2 separate regions of the Homo sapiens genome follow, and region 1 is linked to region 2. A link is a contact called in ENCODE Hi-C or POLR2A ChIA-PET data. All regions are on one chromosome and are shown on one strand. The core of a region is the stretch at or near the end of the contact, and the rest is flanking DNA. Distances in the headings are between cores, read along the strand shown.

The links. A loop is a pair of places that touch in the nucleus more often than their neighbours do. ChIA-PET counts read pairs that join two places held with the same protein, here RNA polymerase II (POLR2A). Pooled maps may share reads with other maps.
Region 1: a loop to region 2 is called in a map of MCF 10A, with 2.1 times the contacts of the local background. The contact joins the promoter of TTLL1-AS1 here to the enhancer-like site in region 2. A Hi-C loop is called at or near these places in 1 of 168 maps with a recorded cell type or tissue (MCF 10A), 7 of 37 single-sample maps with no recorded cell type and 8 of 50 pooled maps. POLR2A ChIA-PET finds 5 or more read pairs at or near these places in 7 of 52 experiments (A549, AG04450, H1 and 3 more).

What each region holds. Positions count from the first base shown.
Region 1 is chr22:43,037,234-43,039,933 of GRCh38, reverse strand. It overlaps TTLL1-AS1 (TTLL1 antisense RNA 1), which reads right to left and starts at 1,349. Exons shown (of 3, transcript NR_125362.1): 1 at 1-1,349. It overlaps TTLL1 (TTL family tubulin polyglutamylase complex subunit L1), which reads left to right. Exons shown (of 11, transcript NM_012263.5): 11 at 29-418. The coding sequence ends at 158.
Region 2 is chr22:42,932,332-42,935,031 of GRCh38, reverse strand. The region is part of intron 1 of PACSIN2 (protein kinase C and casein kinase substrate in neurons 2); the gene reads left to right. Among named protein-coding and RNA genes, the nearest start is that of ARFGAP3, 76 kb to the right of the region's middle. RefSeq lists enhancers at 1-498, 499-1,015. Within about 2 kb of position 1,396, at least 25 of the 41 ENCODE cell types and tissues checked have a DNase peak (open chromatin) inside an H3K27ac peak, as active enhancers do.

The DNA of each region.
Region 1 (2,700 bases), core at 100-2,599, 100 kb before region 2:
CCGTGATCCTGGCTGTTTCTGTCTCCAGGTATGATGAAGAATTGGCCCAGGGTGACGGGGCTGACCGGGAGCTGAGAAGCCGTCAGGGTCAGTCTCTGGGGCCCAGAGCAGGCCGATCGAGAGACTCGGGGAGAGCGGTCCTCACCACCTGGAAGTGAGTCCCACCTGGACCTTATCAAAACTACTCACTCCACCTGGGCCCCTGCTGAAGCCCTATTTTGAAATTTCCCTTTTGTAGAGCTTTTTTCCTTTCCTAAGCCCTGTAAATAAACGAAGGCACTTCTTTGGAAGGTTATGGAGTCTGTTTGACTAGTGCTAAAGGAAACAATTCATGCGGATGTATAAAACTCGCTCTTTTTTTTTTAATTTTTAACCTAAGCAGAATTTTCATATTAAAAACTCACTTTTTTGACAGAAAGTAACAGCTTCAAGCATGTAATTTGATGTGTCACAAGGTTTAAACATTAAAAAAACTTTACACTAAATTAAAAACAAAACAAATCTTATAGACTCGTCCTGCCACGAGAGAGGAATGTATTTAACTGACGGCTCTTTTAGTTGCGTTTCTTTTTACTTGACTGCGATTTTTTTTTTTTTTCCCGAGACAGAGTTTTGCTCTGTCGCCCAGGCTGGAGTGCACTGGCACAATCTTGGCTCACTGCAACCTCTGCCTCCTGGGTAGTATTTCTCCCACCTCAGGCTCCCAAGTAGCTGGGATTACAGGCGTGTGCCACCACACCTGGCTAATTTTTGTATTTTTAGTAGAGATGGGGTTTTGACCATGTTGGGCAGGCTGGTCTCAAACTCCTGACCTCAGGTGATCTGCCCACCTCGGCCTCCCAAAATGCTGGGATTACAGAGGTGAGCCACCACGCCCAGCTTACTTGACTGTGATTTTGAAGAAAACAGGCAACTAGAAATATTCCTCGGTAATTTATCTTTACAAAGGCCTTTGTCTAGGTGCTCCCAGGAAGACCTGTTTTCTTTTCTTTTCTTCTCTTTTCTTTTTTTTTTTCTTTTCAGACAGGATCTCGCCCTGTCACCCAGGCTGGAGTGCCGTGGTGCCATTGTGGCTCAACTTCCTGGGCTCAAGTGATCCGCTCACCTCAGCCTCCCGAGTAACTGGGACCACACAGGCACACACCACCACCCCCAGCTACTTTTTAAAGTTTTTTTTGTAGAGACAGAGTTTCACCATGTTGGCCAGGCTGTTCTCGAACTCCTGGGCTCAAGCGATACTCCTGCCTAAGCTTCCCAAAGTGTTGGGATTACAGGCATGAGCCACCACGCCTGGCTTCAAAAAGACCTGTTTCTACCACTTCGGTTTTGTGGATGAGTCTGTTGTAAATGGAACTAGATGAGCACAGACAGGTCCGGCTGTGTGCCTTTTATGACGTCAGCAGCTGGGTTTGCTACAGGGAAGCGCCGTGGGCAGCCAGGAGCTGTGGGAGGAGCGATGGCTGCGGGACAGGCTGCGCGAGCGTGGTTGTTCCCATGCAGTCTCCCGGTAGCCCGGTGACTTACAGGAGTGTATGGAGAGGACCTGAGTTGGTGGGTAGATGGACAGATGCATTTGAGTAATAACTCATGAGTTACAGTGCTGTTCTTAGGAAGGGTCTTTTTTTTTTTTTTTTTTTTTGAGGTGGAGTTTCACTCTTGACACCCAGGCTGGAGTGCAATGGCACAATCTAGGCTCACTGCAACCTCCACCTCCTGGGTTCAGGCGATTCTCATGGCTCAGCCTCCCAAAGAGGTGGGCTTACAGGCGCCTGCCACCACGCCCAACTAATTTTTGTATTTTTAGTGGAGACGGGGTTTCACCATGTTGGCCAGGCTGGTCTCGAACTCCTGACCTCAGGTGATCCTCCCGCCTCCGCCTCCCAAAGTGCTGAAATTACAGGCGTGAGCCACTGCGCCCGGCCAGGAAGGGCCTTTTACTCATGGTCGTATTAACACGTATTTGCTGAAGTTTCACTCGCTGTCTTGAGTTTATCTTTAAAGCTTGCCACCTGTTTTTGTTGCAATGCTAGTAACAGGAGTTTGTTCTCCCAAATGGCACCAAGGGTATGTCCTTCAGATAAGGGTCTTAACTGACTTGCCCAGGCTCTCTCAGTGCCCATGCATGGACGTGTGTCAAGTGTACATGCCATATTGTGTGTGTGTATATGAGTACATATATTTAATGATGTTTCACTGCCAATTAGGGAAAAATAGGTCTTTTCAACACAAATGGTACTTGGCTGGACTCCAAATAAACTACAATTGGTGGGCTTTTCAGCCATTCCTTCTTCGTGATCTTATTGGTATGTGTGTTGTGTGTGTTCCCTGGTGTTTAAGTTTTGTTTTGTTTTGTTTTGTTTTTGAGACAGAGTCTCGCTCTGTCGCCCAGCAGGCTGGAGTGCAGTGGCGCAACCTCAGCTCACTGCAATCTCTGCCTCCCGGGTTGAAGTGATTCTCGTGCCTCAGCTTCCCAAGTAGCTGGGATTACAGGTGTACACCACCATGCCCGGCTAATTTTTGTATTTTTAGTAGAGATGGGGCTTCACCATGTTGGCTAGGCTGGTCTCAAACTCCCAGCCTTAGGTGATCCGCCTGCCTCAGCCTTCCAGAGTGCTGGGAATACAGGTGTGAGCCACTGCGCCCAGCCGTGGGGTTTAGTTTTAATGTGTTTGCTGTTGATGGCGGGTGTGGGATGGAGAT
Region 2 (2,700 bases), core at 147-2,646:
AGGCAGGAGAATGGCGTGAACCTGGGAGGTGGAGCTTGCAGTGAGCCGAGATTGCGCCACTGCACTCCAGCCTGGGCGATAAAGCGAAACTCTGTCTCAAAAAAAAAGAAAAAGAAAAAGGAAGAAAGAAAAGAAAAGAAAGAGAAAAGAAAGAAAAGAAATCCATGCCCTGGCTCCATTTTTTCTTTCAGTGACCCTCACTGAGGAGCTGTGGGTACCGTGATAGGCACTAGGGAAGGCAGGTGACTCGAGTATGGTCTGATCTACCAGGGTTAACAACTTGGTTGGGGAAAGAGGAATGGGGGCCAAATAATGGCACCATAGAGGAACTATAACGGGACAGTGGTGGGCAAAGGGTCACTAGAACGGTGGGGGGCTTCTTGGAGGAGATGACACTCAAACTGGGCCTTGCAAGGTAGGTGGGAGTTGACCAGCAAGGCGGCAGTCTCAGGTGGCAGTGTGCTGCACGTGTGGCTATCAGGGCCAGCCCATGAGGGGCAAGGCTGCTGGGCAGGCTGGGAAGCCAGAGTGGGGAGGCCCCAGGAGGTGTTCTGTGTGCAGCTGCCACATTGAAAGGTGTGCAAGTGTAGTTGGAGGATGTGCAGCTGAGGCAGGGCCCAAAGGAGGGGGAGTACACAGAAGCCAAGAAGGGAAAAGAAGGGAAAAGGCGATCTGCACACACACAGTGCCTTGAAGGTCTTGCGTTTCCCGTAGAAATTGTGCTGTAGCTCTTTACCAGATTGACTGGTATTTGGGCACACAGTTGAGCATACTCTGGGCCTCGGTTATATGTTTTGAATTTAGTATGGTTTTTATTCAAAGCCTCAGTGCTCTCTGCACGTTTCCATACTCCCATCTCAACTCTAAAACATATAAGTTGTTATTCAGATCAACTTGCTGGTAAAATTAGAGAAAATTTCAAAGCTCCTTTTTACTCTCTTTGTCTCACATTTCTCCAATGGGGAAAAAGCCTGGAAGACAAGTGTGTTAAAGAACTGGCTGTTCTTGTAAGTATTTGAGGAGAACAGTGTGAGTCATTGTAGCTTTTCACTGGTATTTGAGTATCCGGTTTATTTTTAAACAGTTCTGTGAACTGGAGTTTCTTCCATAGTTTCTGTTACCATGGCGCCATAATATTTCCTCGTCTGCTTGTTCATACTTTCACACACTTCAGCATCACATTTACAATTCCTTACAATCAGAATATCTTATTCATAACTTCCAAGAATGTTTCTCCAGCTGCAATAGCATTTTTCTCCAAATGGGAAAAGTCCGTTGTTCTGCCACTTGCAGATGCTGGGAAGAAAGAGGGTCTGGTTCTGTGAAGGACGGTGCAGGGTGCGGGGGCTGTGAGGGCCCCGTTGGGGTTTGAGTGGGTGGACCTATGTCATCTGTGTGGAGCCACTTCCCCTTTAGGCGCCACGGTTGAGAGTATAGGACGGACAGGCTGCTGCTTTTGCTTGGGAGGAGTTGGTGTTATACATTTTGGTCTAGACATCTAACAGACCACCCTTGGTTCTTTGGTCCCCTCAAACATGAACATGGGTGTGTTCTGTTGCTCTTATTTATTTTGTCATTTATTTTTGGACTTGAATTGAGGCTTCCACTTTGGGCAGGTCTCTTGTTTTGAGAATCTGCAGTCCAGAGAAAAACAATGCTGGGCTTGGCAGTCACTGGTGAAGTCGGCTTTGCCCGCCCTCCAGGCATGCAGGATTATTCAGAGAGGTACCTTTCTACATCTCATTGCTTTGAGAAATATATATTTCTTAAAGAGTTGTTCAGGATTTAAGGAAAGTTGGGGAGGTATATGGAACCATAGAGATAGTTTGTTTCCAATTTCTTAAAGTCTTAGACCTCAACTTTTCAGGGATAACAAGGTTTTCCTCTGACACATAAAGATAATAATAGACTAGGTTCTGAATATGTGCTTTGGACTTAATTATGGGAACTTGGCTTTGCCAGGTGTTTTCAAATTCTACTGTAAATATAAATGCTGATTCAATGATACAGCAACTCTTGATACTTGAGAATTTAAAGTGCTGCGTAACTGATTGGACATTTCGTCTCCTAACACAGTTGGTTCCTCTGATTCAGAGAGGACCCCTTTTTGAAGATCAAAAGCAAAATAAAAGTGTGGAAAGTGTGGACTTCTAGTGGCATGTGGACAGGGGGGTGTCCTGGGGGCTGCCCAGGAGGCTCCAGGTGGGAAGTGCTTCTGACTTAGTGGCTCTACAAGCTGGCCATTGTGGAAGAATTGGCTTTTTCCTTTTTTTTTTTTTTAGAATTGACTTTGTAAGAATCATCAAAAAATTGTTTTGCTCTCAGCTCAATAAACATTTGTAGTTAATAATCCGAGTAACTAATCTTTTTTCTCTCCTGTGTAATCCAAGATATGTCAGTATATGGTCTTCGTGAGTAAAATTGATACCAATAGTACATTATCCTAAAGGTCTTATTTGATATCCTTTTATCAAGTCAACACTTTACTGTCCCACCATTTCACTTGTAAAGATCCCCAAGTGTGTCGCTGTCAGTTTCAACAAATGTTAGAAAGGACCTGTTGTCATATGTGAGATACGCTTCTGGAATTCACTGTCTAGAGGGGAAAGCAGACTGTACACAGGTAAAAACTGAGGTAGTGGTATGTGCTTTGAGGAAATATAAAAAGAGTTAGAAGGTAACAGGCTAGAGTTGGTGGTG